2 separate regions of the Mus musculus genome follow, and region 2 is linked to region 1. A link is a loop called in an ENCODE intact Hi-C map of the cell type or tissue named here. Cell type or tissue: left cerebral cortex. All regions are shown on one strand.

The links. Peaks named below come from ENCODE experiments on the same cell type or tissue, not always from the same donor. Only the 100,000 strongest peaks of a DNase experiment are listed, where the experiment ranks them.
Region 2: it touches region 1 in a loop (2.9-fold over the local background); 2 of 42 quality-filtered maps call a loop at or near these places.

What each region holds. Positions count from the first base shown.
Region 1 is chr7:125,687,479-125,695,478 of GRCm38, reverse strand. It overlaps Gtf3c1 (general transcription factor III C 1), which reads left to right. Exons shown (of 37, transcript NM_207239.1): 6 at 2,217-2,340. Among named protein-coding and RNA genes, the nearest start is that of Gtf3c1, 16 kb to the left of the region's middle. In left cerebral cortex, no CTCF peak of the experiment used is centred here; DNase peaks (open chromatin) are centred at 2,195, 3,671, 4,747, 7,520 and 1 more place; H3K27ac peaks cover 1,759 bases.
Region 2 is chr7:126,078,988-126,086,987 of GRCm38, reverse strand. Gsg1l (GSG1-like) reads left to right here and starts at 4,577. Exons shown (of 7, transcript NM_001101488.1): 1 at 4,577-5,128. The coding sequence starts at 4,810. In left cerebral cortex, CTCF peaks have their summits at 3,222 (motif pointing right), 4,514 and 5,214; DNase peaks (open chromatin) are centred at 4,891, 5,238, 5,592, 5,802 and 4 more places; H3K4me3 peaks cover 3,039 bases; H3K27ac peaks cover 2,497 bases.

The sequences.
Region 1 (8,000 bases):
TGTCTCAGTTGATCAAAAAATGGGAAATCAAAAAAAGGAAGAAAAAAACATTTCAGGAGACTTAAATAGAAGTGAGAAAAGTTGCTACAGGCTGAAGAAAGCCAATGTCTGCCCCTTTGTTCTTTTATGTTCTCTGTTCCTGTGTATTCTCTAGGAACTGGGACACTGCTGAACCCCTCCTTGAGGAACAGGAAGCGATAGTCTTGTTCAAGTTAGGACTACGGCCCCACTGTTCAGAACATTGTATCTTTGAGCACATGGCTCAGTGAGTGTTTAGAGTTAGAACTGGATCAAGGTGGCAGAAGTGGGTGAAGATGGCAGGCAGTCCTGGTCACAGGGTCCTGTCATCGGGAGGGCTAGAGGATGAATGCACAGTGGGAGATGTAGCCCTAGACTGCTTACACCTGACAGCAGTTCTCAGAAGAGATAGGGCTCTTAGAAGCTAGCGGTGATTGTGTGAGGTGGTGGGTGAAGGTGACAAAAGATGAGGGGGTTTTTGATGGCCTGGCTTAGACTAGAAGTCTAAGACTTAGAGTCTAGAAGCCTTGGGTAGTACCTGTATCAGTGGCTGCATGGAGAAGCCCAGGAAGAACCAGTGGTGGCACGAGGCACCAAGAGAAGGAGAGCATAGGCTGGGTCATGGCCTGCAGGCCACCACTGCACTTTGAATTTGAGATGTATTTAGAAAGTGACACAGTGTTGAGTGGTGACCCAGGATGTAAGAGGACTGACAGAATGTCTGCAGATACAACTCAGGCTTTTAGTTTGAGTGGCTGACCCTCAGGTAGACTAGAATGTGACAGCAGGCTGGGCTCTGGGATTCATGCTGGACTGCTGTGTGTTCTGTGAGCCAAGAGCAGAGTGTGGGTGAGGAGGGGCACTCTGTGGCCCGAGCCTGAGATTTGTGGAGCAGGAAGGCTTTCTGGGTGTTCTCTTAGAGATGTCTAGTCTGCAGCTGGCGGTAGATTCCAAGGAGAGCCAACCACACTAACCTGTAGCTGAAGTGGGTGCTGGTCTTGGGGCTCCTGCTGTTCTCTCTGCTGGACAGAATGCGTAGGTCCCCTGAAGGCATTCCACATCATCTTCCCTCATTCTGGATGTTCCAGAGCTCAGCACCATATGCTCGGGGTAGGACTTGATGGATGGGTTTCCAAAGGCTCTTTCTAGCTGACAGGCTCAGCTAAATTAACAAAAGGCCCCGTGTACAAACCTTCCTGTTTGAAGGAGCCAGATGGGATTCATCTGGGTTTCTTGGATAACCATATGTTCTGTAGCCCAACGGTGAAAGTGCTGGCTCCTTTGAGTGGGCTGCAGATTGTGCTGAGACTCACAGGCATTTGCTGTCTCTGCCTCAAGTGTGCCAAGCAGTCCCAAGACTCGGAGCAGTGCTGAATAATGAGTGCCTTCTCTTCACCAGTTCATACTTTGCTTGCCCATGGGTTGTACAGCCAGGTGGCAACAAAGGCTAGTAGTAGATTGGCTGGGGGCAGGACATTTTATGCGGTATAGATTTTAAAACTTTGTTGTCAACAGCATCAGAGAAGAGTGACATACGTGTGACAGATAGCAGGCAGCAGCTGACCTTCACCTGTGCTGTTCAAGGGTCTGCCAGGGAATGTATAGACCTATAGTCCCCTGAGGACCACATGCCCTGCTAGCTACAGAGGTGTTTGATCACGTCTCCCTGGCTGGTGCCTGAGAAGCTGCATCAAATGACAACTTGCTGAAGTTGATCTCTCATTTATTGTGAGAGTCTTGGGATGGAACCCGGGTGCTCTGGCTTGGTGGCAAATACCTTTACCTACTGACCCGTCTCTCTGACTCCTTAGGTGACTTTTATTTATTTATTTTTCTCTACTGCCTTTGGGAAGACTCTGTTAATGATTCATGCATACACTTGGATTTTAAAAGCAGTATGGAAGTCTTGGTGGACAGTCTTCTCTTAGCTCTGCCCCTACCAGTCTTACTCTACCCTATCTACTGTTGCAGGGTCTCTCAGCACATCTCTTTCCCCTCTTTGTAGTCACAGCAGGGTGTCTGTGCTGCTCCATACTTTGTTCAGCTCCTCGAGTGCAGCTTGGCAATCTCATTAGTACCTGTGGCATTTCTTCAGTTACTGTCAATTGGTAATTGTCATCCTGGAAACTAGTGTTTCTGCAGTGCTGGGATTCCCCAGTGCCTTAACTTAGCAGTACCCGTGGGCTTATGTTTTGCAGGGGCTGTGTGAAAGGACATTCAAGCGTCTGTACCAGTACATGCTGAATGCTGGGCTGGCCAAGGTGGTGTCCCTTCCCTTGCAGGAGATTCACCCTGAGTGTGGTCCCTGTAAGACCAAGAAAGGTAAGAGCAGAACCTTGTGGCCAACTGGCTCTCCTTGTTGTCATTTTCTCTGGTCACATTCTGCCTTGAAGTGTGAAGATTACACTTCATTCAGTTCCTTACTGCTCAGTGCCTTCTATCTAAAAAGGATCCGAGAAGTGTGCCCCGAATTCTAGTGGACTCCTCTGCAAGGGTGTCCTCTAGCAGCCTTCCCTCTTGCACCAATCTCTTCTTTGTGCCTTCATTCTTTCCTTTTTTGGTACTGGGGACTGAACCTAGAGTGTTGTGCTTTCTGGGTCAAGGGCTCTACTGCTGAGCTGTTTACCAAGCCCTGTTTGAAATACAGTCGTGTCACACAACCATAAGAGTGTGTTTCAGAGATGGACAGCACAGCATGCACTCACACATAGATAACGAGGGTCAGACACTCAGGGTGGCTTCTTGGTGTAATCCAAAGATAGTCAGCACAAAGTGTACACGATTGGCTGGATATACAGGCATGGTGCTTACAATAATAAACATTTTCTTCAAGTAGGAGGAATATGTTGTAAAATTATCATGGTACTCTGTAAACCAGTAACAGAATAGTTGATTAGCGAGCATTATGTACTGTCTGTCCCTGTGCCGTGCTTTTGCCTCAAATGCAGGAGAAATCATTACACTGTCACAGCAAAGGGTCATTGATTGAGAGAGGTTTTTAACTTCTTTATAACTATGATACTGCTGCTGTGTGTACAGCACACATGACTGCTCTGCATCATAGCCTCTGTAGCCCTACAAGGTTGATCTTAGCATCAACATCTGACCTATAAGAAAGCTCAGAGATGCTAATAGAGTTGGGAGATGGCTTTGTGGGCAAAGGGTTTGCTGAACAAGCATAAGATCTGGGTTTCGGTTCCCCTGAACCCGTGTAAGAAGCTGAGTATGTCGGAGAGCACCTGTAATCATGGTGCTGGGGCAGTAGGGATTGTGAGGTGAAGGTAAGTGGATCCCTGAGGCTTGCTGGCCAGTTTTAAAAAATGAAGGAGAGATGTAGAAGGATTTTAATCCAACAGCACAACTACTCTGGCTATAATACAGACATACCCTTAGCATACACCTTTAATTCCTCTCTCTATAATACAGACACTCCCTTAAGTAAAGTTAGTTTATAGAAAGAAGCATCCATGTCTGAAAGTGACGTCTCCTAAGGCTACTTAGGAGAATAGTGTAGGGAAAAAAGGAAGCAGTTTTACTGGGACAGTTAATAGAGGTCGCAGAGAGAGAACAAGCTAGACACTGGTGAAGACAAAAGGAGCCAGAGAATGAGAAGGAGCCAGAATTAGAACATGTTGCCAAAGTTAGTAAGAGCCAAGAAGAGCAATTCAGGAGAGGCCAAGAAAGAGAAGCCAGATTGAATCACTCAATTTGGAAAGCCTTTGAGTCAGAGCAACTGACTTGAACCAGCCAGCCAGAGTTCAGAAAGAACAAGAAGGGCTGAGCTTAGTCAGCCCCACGTCGCAGAGGCTGAAAACATTGTAGACCTAGATAAGATTGTAAGAAGGCTAGGAGCTTCTAAGACTAGGCCTAGGTTAGCCGACTCTGGAGATAATAGTTAAATCAGGTGAATAAAAGAGACTTTAGCATCAAATGCAATTGACATAGGTTTAATACAGACTTCTGACCTCCATGCAAGCATACCTACACATACATTAGCACACCTTACACACACACACAGTTTGGACAGTCGATATTCCACAGTTATAGACTGTAAAGAAGCTTAAGATAGAGGCTGGAACAATGGCTTAGTGCTTAAGAGCACCAACTGCTCCTCCAGATGGACCAAGGTTCAATTCCCTACACCCCCTATGAGAGCTCACAACCATCTGGAGCCTCATTCCAAGGGAATCTAATGCCTTTGAGAGTATTGTATCCACAGATACACATGCAGACAAAATACCAAACACATAAAAATTTACAAAAAGAAACTTCACAGGGCAGGTAGTTTACAACACCATAGCAACTTCCTTTAAGCCCTTTTTATTCTTGACCTGTGCCTCTTGCTTGACAAAATCTTTGTAAAATCTGAAAGTTGGAGCTTTCAGTAGATTAGAATGGTGGAAGATAAATGTTTTTCTCTAAATGCTACTGAAATGATAATAGAGACATCACATGGGGTAAGCCAAGAACACATCAGCAGCTCTCAGCAACACTTGGTGAGCAGACTGGGAGAGAGCTAAGTACCTATGAAGGGTGGGTAACTAGAAGTTGACACCTGAACTGGAAATGAAAGATTCCAGGTGCCTTTGAAAGGACAAATACAGATGGGGCAGAGATTGGAGGAGCTGATACTCTGCATGAGAAACATCACACTTCACCTCCCTCCTGTGTGCGACGTGTCAGGAGCCTAGAGGGTTTCTAGATGTGTGGGTGTAAGAACATCCTGGGACAAGATGGAGTGCTAGCGGTGGAGGATGTGTGGCTATCCAGAGGTGTGATTCCCAGCAGCTGCTAGTTCCTTTGGCTGTCTCATGGTCCATCACATTTGATGACATTCTTCCACGGTTTCCTAGACTTTCTCCAGCATAGCCACATGCTGCTGGCAAGACCAGAGGAAAGGAATATGGACTGGGAGTGCTTATCTGTCCTGGTTTAGTCAAGGTTCAGGATCTCCAGCCATGGCTTCTGGAACAGCAGAGGGACTAGAGTCTAAGACATGGGTCTTCCCTGAGCTAGGCATGCCCTATACTACTGAGCTCCACTCCACCCCGTCTGATACCTAAAAGCAAATGTCAGCTCTTAGAAGTGTCCAGCCTCTAGAACACGGGCAACCAGAATTAAAAGACCTGGGACTGGAGACTCCTGTTCTGAAAAGTGACCAGTTGAAGGCAAAGGCTTCTCAAAAGGAGTGGATGTTTATGAAAGCAGAGCAGGAAGCTATGAAGACAAAGGAAGGAAAAAATATCTTAGTTCAGTGGCACAGGAGAGAGTAGGAGAAAGTGCACAGAAAGGTCTCAAGAAAGTGGAATGCCAAGTTGAAACTAGAAAGGGCTCGGGGTGGGGTGGGGTGAGTCCCTGAAAGGGATACATGGACTGCTGTGCTGCTGGTACCGTCTCCTTCCACTGGGCTCTTAACAGTTCCGTCACTCTGTAGCAGCACAGCCAGCCAGCCAGGCCTTTAACAGTGGGCCTTTGGGGACACTTCCAAACCATAGCACAGAGAATTTCTCCAGTACTGGTTGAAGGGGAACCCTGACAAGGTAAGACAGATGCAGGATGGGAGGGCTCAGGAGGTCAGAGTATTCTAGTCTCCTGGGCTGTTGGAAGTAAGGTGTTAAAAATCACAGACCTTTCAGTGAGGAGACACAAAGGAAGACTCTGCATTGCTATGCAGGCCACTGTGGCCAGAGTTCTCTTCCAGGCTGAGGTTCCTGCAAATTCAAAGCAACCACTTGACACTAACAGATACTAACTGGGCTTTGAAGTCAGGCAGTCCTAGCTTATGACTTCCTGGTGGGGAGTTAAGCCTTCAGGAAGTTACTTGACCTGTCTCAGCTTCCCCCAGTCAGCTTACTGGGCTAATAGCACCTACCTTCTAAGGTGCTGTGGTGCTCATGTGGGATGGTGGGCTCCGAGTAGGGCCAGAGGCGCATAGCAGGTAGGCTAGATCTAAAGGGGCTTTTTAGAATTTGTTTTAGACAGTGTTACTCTATAGCCCTTGCTGGCCTAGAACTCATCAGGACCTAGAAGTGTTGGAATTAAAGGCAAGTATCACCACACCTGGCTAGATGTGTGTTTTGTTTAGTCTGTTTTTGTTTTTGTTTTTAAACCTGGGAAGTCTTATGTGCAAAGAGAATATAGTAGTAAATTTCCTTCATGACAGTTGACTGGCAGGTGGAGCCTACCTCCCCATTCCCCTCTTACCAGTGACACCTGCCTGCTGCTACATAACATGCAGTCTGTTTCCCTCTGTGTTTCATCGCCTTCAAGCTGTGTCTGTCCACAGGGAATCTCCGTAGGCCTGGCCTGGGAGGACAGGACTTCCTAGGACGGTCAGCATGACTCAGAATACAGGCAGGGATACAGAGGTGGCACCCTAGTTGATCAGTAAGGACAGTTAGACTGGGAAGACTTATGTACACACCAAGCCTATGATTGCTAGAGGTTGTTCTTAGCCATGATAGTCCTTGTACCTACCGTCTTCCATCTCTTTCTTGGGTTTGCAACCTGGACTCCTAGCCAGCCTTTCCCTGTGTGGTGGTCCTGGCTCTTTGGCTTTTCTTAGTGACCTTGTGCTAAGGTCTGTGCTCTGGGAGGAGCTGCTCACACACACCCTTTGCATGCTTTGTGTTCCTAGTGCCTGGGCAGAATCAGCTCAGAGCCAGGTGAGTGTGTGATACATGTAATTTAACCAAGCTCCTTTTCAGTTGCTTTGCATGTGCAGGAGACAGAGCTGAATATAGTTTTCAGCGTTGTATGCCTTGAGCTTTATCGGTTCTGCTTTAGAAAAAAAAAAATTAGTATAAAACATTTTTTCCCAAAGCATTATGGAATAAAAAGGCTTAAAAAAATAAAGATGATGTAAATGTACAGGTGTTCCTGGATCTACATAAATTGTTTTTGAAACCCTTAAACAGAGCTTGGATTTAGGCATATTTCGTACACACACTTTGCCATATCTATTTGTCAAAAGCAAAATCAGCTTTATAATGAAAGCAGTTGCCCTGATCTGCTCTGACTTACAAATTCTAATTACTCTCCTCAAGTATTTACTGCCACCATGAGTTATTAAGTTGTACTGATTAAAAAGAAGGAAGGAGAAGTGAACTTGGCTACCCCTTCCAACAGGATCCCAGTTGGAAGCCCTTGGTGGGGCACTTCCGAGGGGGCCAGCTGATGACTGCGGTGGTCACCACATCCAGTTCTGAAGGGGATTGGGGCTGAGTCCCTCTCCAGAGCTGATGTCCTTGTGACTCTTAAGAAATAAACAATTCTGCAGAAACTAACTTGGATGTGTCCCCATTCCTAGGTTTCTACACTTAAAATGAGGAATCTAAATGTCGAGCTGAGAAATCAATTCTGTTTGCAGTAACTTGGAACAAATTTAACAAAATATGTGCAGATCAGCTACTATGAATATTATAAAACACTGCTGAAATTTAAGATCTGTGTAAACGAAAATGGATCAAGCGTGCTAATGTTATGCTAAGACTCCCCAGATTGATCTGATTCAACACAGTCCATGTCTGATTCCAGACTTGTGGGAGTTGATTCTAAAATCTATAACTAAGTGCAAGGAACCCAGAAAGACAAACAGTCCTGAGGGGAGGATAATGTAGAACTCACCCTTCTGTTTTCAGACGCTGCTGCACAAAAATCAGACAGTGTGGTAGACAGAGCACAGAGCCCATGCAGGTCAGTAAAACAGATAAACAGCACACAGGAAGCCCCTGTGTGCGGTGCAGACGGTTCTCGCTCAAGATAAGTGAAGAGAGAGTGGCCGCACAGTGACTTGGTCATGTGACTCCACCTGTAGGAAAGTCAGTGGGAAAATCTGAAATAAGATTGTTAATCTTTAGGGGACAAAAAGGGTAGAGGATTGGAGGTGATAAGAGTCAGGCTGGTATTAAATACATAGTCTGTGACTTGTACCTACTGAAAGGATGGATATACAATATGTGAAATAAATGTCAGTCAAGCTG
Region 2 (8,000 bases), 390 kb before region 1:
ACAGAGTGATCTTGAACTAATGACTAACCTGCCTCCCAAGTACCAGGATGACAGTCATATGCCACTCAGCCTGGCTTCCTATGTTGTCTTGTTCATGGATACCCTAGTGTGTAGTACAAAGACTGAGAGAAACTTCCTGAAGAGCTCAAAGGGCCGGCAATGCTGGCATTGAAGAATAACCTGAGAGGCTGGGGGCAGGGCACTTGCCTCACGTATATGGGCCTGGATTTTACACTGGGCAGCGCAAACAACGGAGCGGAGGAGGAGTTCCAGCCCATCACTGTCTAATGAGGCCCGTTCCTTTCTCCCAGGAGACTCTGCCCTCTGGGAGGGAAGGCTTTAATTGTACAGAGCTCTGGGCCCCTCCCTCTTCTAAAAACCCTGCCCAAGTAGCATGGCCGTGCTGGTGTCTTGAGCAGGGGAATGAAGTAGGCTTTTGGCTTGGACACTGTGAGATTGTTTAAAAACTTCCCCAGTAATTGGCAACTGCCTAATCACTTGCTATAATTAGGAGAGCCTAGAGGCTTGGGGGCTCTGTTCTGCAGGGTTAGGAATGAGGAAGCTTAGAAGGAGGCGGCTTACAGCAGCTGACTCCAAGGAAGTGTGGAAATCCAAGTCCCCTGGGGATTATGCCCCTTCAAAGCGTGTTTGTATTTCCTGAAAAGTACCACTTTCATTTTTAATAGCAACTATTTTTTCTGGTAAATTTTTTTTTTATGTAAAACAAATGTACAATTCCCAGCTGTACAGCCAGTGAGGTTTCATGAGCTGAACACACAGCCTGTCCCAGCCACCGTCCCCTTCCGAGGGCAGTCATTGTCCTGCACTTGAACATGGGAGTCAGGGCTGGGACGGTAGCTCAGATGGGAAAGTGTTTGCCACACAAACGTGAGGGCCCAACATCAGCACCCACTTAAAAACCCAGCCGTGGCAGAGCAGACTTAGGATCTCAGGGCTCAGGAGGCAGAGATGGTCAGCCAGCCTAGCCTAAGCCAAAGCCCAAGGTCCTAGTGAGGGACCCTGTTTCAAAAACCAAGGTGGGCACTCCTAAGGAATGACACTGGAGGTTGACCTTTGAACCTTGGTGCCCCCCCCCCCCCGCCGAGAGAGAGAGAGAGAGAGAGAGAGAGAGAGAGAGAGAGAGAGAGAGAGTCTCACACTCAAAGGCACCTGTTGCCTGGCAAGCTCCCTAAGTGCTGGGAAGGTAGAGACCCTGTGGTCGCTCTGGCTTCTCTACAGGGGTGTCAACAAACTTCTGCCAGACGCAGTTGCAGGCCTAGTGCTGGAAGGTAAATTGATCTTGTAAGAGAAGCCGAGAACCTGCGTTTTTATGGCAAATCTTGGATTCTTGAATGTGGCCAATGAGGAAATGTTGGCGCATATGGTACTAACTTCATCCAAGCCAAACCAAACATGCTTCTGGCCGGATTTGAACCGCTAGCTGCCAGTGTAGGGGATCTGGAGGGCCCCAGGCCCATCAGAGAAACAGGTCTGAAGATAAACCTCACCGTTTAGATTAATTCACTAACACTGGGGGTCAGAGAGGGAGCGACAGCAGTTGCTAGGGCAGCAGGAGTGGAGGTCAATCGTAGGAAGGACACTCAGGATGAGGTGGCAAGGCCATTCCAGTGGGAACAGCTTGATGGATGTGCAGAGTCAGGGACCACAGAGGAGTTTGGTGTTGTCATGTGCTGTACCACAGAGCCGCAACCACAGTGAGATGTGAGCAGAGATGTGAGCAGAAGCCGGTGGTGTTCGCAGGGCAAGCCGAGGTGAGACGGGGCTGAACCTTCTGCAGCAGGTGCAGAGGTGGGCAGCTCAGGTGAGGGCTGGGGACAGGAGCCTATTGGCCGGCCTTGGCTGCGTCAGTAGGATGAAGTGAGTACCAAGGTCTTGGGTGCAAATTCCTAGTTCCTTAAACCATACCCAACCCTTGTCTGTTACCAAGGTCAATGTAGCTACGACTGTTAGTTCATTATGTAGCCCAGGATTCCCCGGAACGCATAATCCTCCTGCCTCAACTTCTGGGGTTACAGGGTGTGCCACCCTGCCTGGATGCAGCTCTGCCATTATTTGGTATGAAAATATCCATGGTATCCAAAGGGCTTTCTGATACATTGAGAGGGTTTTCAGGAAGGCATACCTGAAAGGTAGCTCCTCCTACTGGTCTCTACTATCAGCTCTGGTAGAACATTCAGCAAGCACAAAATCAATCCCAATTTGAATTTTTCTCTATGAGCCCCTGACCTTGCAGATGCCCCTGAAAACCTCCTTACATTCCGTGTTCCATTTTGCCTTAAACAAATCATGCTGGGTCTGCCTTTCAAATCACCCCAGGAGGGACTGGTTGCGGCTCTGTGGTACAGCACTTGCCTAGCAGACATGACCCTGGGTCCCATCCAACCCTGGGTTTCATTGCCTAGAGCAAGCAAGCAAACAGAAACAACCCAGAGCTTTCTTGGCCTTTGGATGATCCTGCCTGAACCCCTGGTGTCACTTACCTACCCCTAGCTGATCAGCAGCCATCTTTATTCACTTAGCAGCTGGAGTGGGTCTTCTCCAGATCATTGGACTCTGCCCAGACCCTCTGCAGGCCCCACATGACTCAGACCTCTGTGATCTGTCCTCTGCTGTTCCCTTGCTGTCCCTTGTTCAGGCTGTGCTCCCTCCCTCCAACCCCCAACCCGCCAGGGTGTCAGGTTTTTGCATTGGCCATTGGTTCCCCTGCTAGGAACTTTCTTTCCCTGGCAGAGAGCCTCCTGGTGTCTCCCGGCTTTGCTCCAATGCACCTTCCTATGACACCTTCCTCCAAGCTCCGCCCACATCTACCCCTCCCTGCCCTTCACCCCTGCACAGGCAGCCTGTGCTGGTCTTATTAATGTCACTCATGTTCTCTCTTCTTTCCTGAGCTGAGCATACAGTGGCTGCTCAGTGAGCAGGTGGTTGGGTACCCCTGACAGGATATCACAGCGGGTCTCTGCTTCCTCTGGGTGTTACTTAAGAAGAGTAGTCCCTGAGACTTTTCCTCTGGGCTCTCCTTGCTTTGAACTCCTCCCCGCTTCCCGCCCCAGAACAGGGTTCCCAGCTTGAAAGAAACGTGCCTTGCCACATGAATACTAACTGAGTCTCAAGGCCAAGGAAGTGTCACGTCAGTGCACACCCCAGGGCTGCATTTAAACGTGGACAGGCTCAGATGATACATATTGCATGCCTGTTGAGGGCAGCAGATTCCTTGTGGTCGTTCATTCACATTAACCAATACTCGAATGCACCATTGCAATCCAGAAGTTCTCCTGAAAATAGTTAGAAACTCCTTGTTTGGGGCCAGAAAGAAGCTCTGATAAGCAAGTGCAGGGCTCCCCTGGCTGTCCTCACACCAGCATTGCTTTAGTCTCTCCTGCCCCCAGGCAGAGTGGCAGCAGCTGGCAGTGAGTGGGGCTCACCCACAGGAGTAAGGCAATTCGTAATCTGTTAACCTTGAATTCTGCAAAGCCTGCCACTCGGCAAGCTGGGGGTGGCTGGAGTCATTCTTGGCTTGGGCAGAATTCAAATTAGCTCCTGCAATCAATGTGCAATTAATGGTTGCACACCCTGGGCATCCAGGCACTGTGCCCCATGCAGTGGGAAGAGTGAAGGGTGTAGCTTCATCTTAGAGCAGAGGTGGGGTTGGGGGTGCTCACAGATGAGCAATCCTAGTTTGAGAAAGAGATGCTAAAAAGGTCTGAGTTTCGTCAACTCCTTGGCCCAGATATTCCTAATAGTGTCAGCATTTACTGAGTGCCTACTGTGTGCCAGATGCCTTCCCCACCTCTGGCTCTGGAACACATTCTTTCCTTTTTATAGATACAGAAATCGAGGGTCAGAGAGAGCAAGTGTCTTGTTCAAAGTCACACAGCTGGTCGAGTCCTGGATTTAACTGACTGCAAAGTCAGGATGGTTAACCAACCCTGCCCGGCCAGTCTTAAGCATTCAGCATTCGCAGACCTGCAGGACACCACCTTTTGGCGACCACGACTTGCTGTTCTTTTTGTGGCCTCTTGAGTCATGTTCTGGGTCTCTGGTGTGGATAGCCTGGGTGGAGAAGCCCTGTTTGTCACATCCTATGCTCGCTTCCTTGTGCAGGCTGCCTCTTTGCAAGCTCTCTGCCCTCCTGTGTGGTGACAGAGAGCCTGTGGATAGGAATTGGTCTCAGATAGCAAGGGTGAGCAGGGACAAGCCTTTCAAACGCTGAGGCTCTGCATCCCCATCCCTTCCTAAGCTCCAGATGGGTCTTGCAGCCTTTGCAGAGGCCCCTGACAGTCTAAAGACCCACAGAAGCTGCCTTGTCACTTATCTGGCAGGGCTGTGTGGGTCTGGGTGAGAGGTCTTCTCCTGCCTTGAGTGAGGCTCCTTTGGGAGCGTCTTGCCTGGGATCTCTCACTTGTCCCTCTCCACTCCCGCGCGGATCTGTCCCCCGCCCGCGCCCAGCGTGGCGCGCCCCCTCTCCGCGCGCGGGCGGGCGCTGAACAGTGTCGCCGGCCGCCTGCAGGTGTCTCCCCACGGAGGGGCGCGCGTCCCTGCGCCGTGGCCGCTGCCAGGCGCCCGCGGCTGCTCGCCGAAGCGCACTCGCGCTCCGGGCTCCGGGCGCGCTGGTCGGCTCCACTCTGCGGCCCCAGTCGCCCCGCGTCCTCGTCGCCCCGCGTCCCCGCCGTGGGCCATGGGCCTGCGCCGCGAACACCGTCGCCGACCGCAGGCACCTGAGCCCCGGGGCGGGCGCTGACGCGGGCACCGCTGCCAACTTCGCGCGGAGCTGCGGGCGGCGCGGGCGGCATGAAGACGAGCCGCCGCGGCCGAGCGCTCCTGGCCGTGGCCTTGAACCTGCTGGCGCTGCTCTTCGCCACCACCGCCTTCCTCACCACGTACTGGTGCCAGGGCACGCAACGGGTGCCCAAGCCTGGCTGCGGCCAGGGCGGCGGCGCCAACTGCCCCAACTCGGGCGCCAACGCCACGGCCAACAGCACAGCCGCCCCCGTCGCCGCGAGCCCGGCCGGCGCGCCCTACAGCTGGGAGGCGGGCGACGAGCGCTTCCAGCTGCGCCGTTTCCACACTGGCATCTGGTACTCGTGTGAGGAAGAGCTCGGTGGCCCGGGTGAGTGCTGGCGCGGGGCTCCCCGGGGACGCGCGCCCGCTGGTCCCGGACCGGGGAGGTGGCGCGTCCCGGTCCCCCGCGCGCGCACCCTGGCTGCGAGTTCCAGTGCGTGCGGTCCCTCTTCGGCCTGAAGTCATTTCCCCGTGTACCCCTCCTTGCTCCCATCCGCCCGTCTCAGCTCGGGAGGTGATAGTGGGGGCCGGGGACCTTTGCTGTAGGCAACCCTTCCCACCGCAGATCTCCGGGGCCAGGAACCCAACGGTTCTGCTACTCTCAAGCTGCGCTAAACGTCTACGATAGGGCTGGAGAAAGCAGGGGATAGAGGAGTCTGATGAGCACCCTTATGTCCTTCCACTAGCCGGGGTATCCTGGAGCCCTCCCAGGAGTGGATGCGGGAGTGGATGGTGTGGGAGGGAGGGAGAGAAGGGAGGCAGGCGGGAAAACAGGCAACTTAGGCACTGGAGCTGAGGGATCCTGGCTTAGCACAAGTCTCTTTCAGAACTGGGGAGGGGGCAGGCTTTTCAGAAAGTAGACCGACACTTCTGTCCCCTCACCCAGACATATGGGGCTGAAGTGAATACCCCCAAAAGATAGCAAGTCTGGAGCACTCAGGGGACCTCTGCCTGATAGGGGACTGTGCCATATGGTGGGTGGTACTGGCTATGGATTCAACCCACAGCTTTCGGGTAGTAAGCCACTGTTCTGGCAGGATCCCTTTGGAAGCGCCGTCTCCCCCTTTATGTAGCTGTATCTTCCTCACACTCAGCATAGTCTAAAAGCCTCCTGTCTAAAACTTCTTGCTTCCACAAGCCTGATCCTCCCACACCACAGCAGCCACGGAGCACGGTAGACATGTGCCCCCTCCAGGCTCAGGTCTCCATAGACCTTCATACACGACAGCCCAAAGAATGAGAAGGGATGACCATGGGTCCTCCTCCAACTGCAGGCAGCAGTTCCTGAGATCTGGGAGGCCCTGCCCTGGGGGACATGCCACCCTACAGTGCCTGGATGGGCCTTGTCCCTGGCAGCTTGAGGCAACCTGCCCTGCCTTTGTAGTGTGCCTGGGCTCTCATCGGAGCCTGCTGGCTGTCCCAAAAGCTGTCTGAAGGCGGCTGCCCATAAGCTCTGTAGCCATCCCTGGCTCCGTGCTTTGAGCAAGCATCCCAAGCTTTATGTCCAAGCTTGACTGCTATGTTTTTTTTTGTTTTTGTTTTTGTTTTTGTTTTTGTTTTTGTTTTTGTTTTTGTTTTTGTTTTAATGTTAACAGAAACGTGTTGAAAGCAATGTTAGAGAGCTTCAGTGCATTTTGAGCACCAGGCCAGGCTAAAGTTGTCACCTGTGGAATCTTGTTACATCCTAGCCTCTGGGCCAGGCAGCCACTTGTGGAAGACCCATTTTTCAGATTAGGCTCAGGGGAGTTTGATGAGGGAGCTTGGATTGTCTTCTTGGTGGCTGGAGAACAACCAGAGGACTGATGGAGAAGGGGACCCATGCAGTTTGGGGACCTGAGACAGGATCACTTATGGTCAATGTGAGACCTTCATCCCCCGGCCCCATTCGTCACGATGCTCCTGTGTGATCTGCTGGGTGGATAAAAACCAAGCGCTGCTTTCCCTGGTTTTCCTTGGCTACAGCTTGGTCCTCCCAGAAAATCACAATCGCCTTCCCCTGAGCTTGTCAAACAGTTGCGGATGAGAAATTTGGGAGGTCTAAGGCCATTTAGATGGGTTTCCCTCTCTGCTGTGCACAGCCCCCCAGATCTTGCCTTCACCACTGAGCTCCAAAGGGTGTCAGGATGTACCTGGCCTCAAACTTTTGTTGCCATGACAACCTGTCTTCTGGGTTCTGTGATGATTTTATTTTTTTTACTCCAAGAGGGAAAAACATCCCAACAAGGCCTGAACAAATCCTGCCCTATTCTCCCTTGCTGTTGCTGCTGCTGCTGCAGCCAGGGAAGGCCTAGGCCCCTGTCCGTGCAGCTGGGTCCACCCTGGTGGGACTCCAGCTTCGGGATCCACACTGGCTCACTGGATGATCAGCAGCCCCCTCCCCCCCACCCCCGCCCAGCTCCTCAGCATGGCTGCTCTTGCCTCTCTACCCCTGGGTACCTGTGAGGGGGCATCTCCTAAGGCCCCTTTCCCAGAGATGACACTCCAGCCTATCCTGACAGACACAGAGTCAACCAGCCCCACCCTAAAGAGCCTCCTCCTCCCTCTAAGAGGAGGCATGGCCATCCTTGTGCAGTCAGAGAACAGCAGCCCTAAACGGTCTCTAGTCCCTTCCTGCAAATTAGATCTCTTACTGGGTTTGATATTTAGAAGAACTGGGATGACTGCACTGGGGGGAGGGGGCAAGGTTCAGGCCTGGAGAGGGAACAAGGTCTTGGGTGCAAAGTGATGAAGTCGAGCTTATGCTGACCGTTGCTTGCTTACATGATGTGTGAGCCTTGGCCCTGTGTGAGTGTAGTCTAGGACAGGAGTGTATCAGGAAGCCCAAGGTTGTGGCATTATGAGCCTGCAAGACTGGCTGAGTGGCATTGGAGAGAGAGAAAGGGGTAGACCCTGGGAGAGGAGGAGGTGTGATCTGAGAGTGATGTAGGAGCTTGCAGGCAGCTCAGAAGTGGAAGCAGAGACCCTGGACCTGTAGGTTTATAGTCTGACTCTAGACTCGCTTTGCCCTGTGTGGGATGGTGGGTGGATGGATCGTCTTGCTACCATGAGACTTTGGCCAGAGCCTCTGCTTGCTACCCTGCAGATGGAGAGGAAAGCAGCCCACCCCACCCGAGGGGCTGGGGTTCAGTGACCTCATGGGGGCTGAGCCTCGCTTCTGCTACTCTGTCCTCAGCCACTGTATCTAGCCCAAGGACACCTCC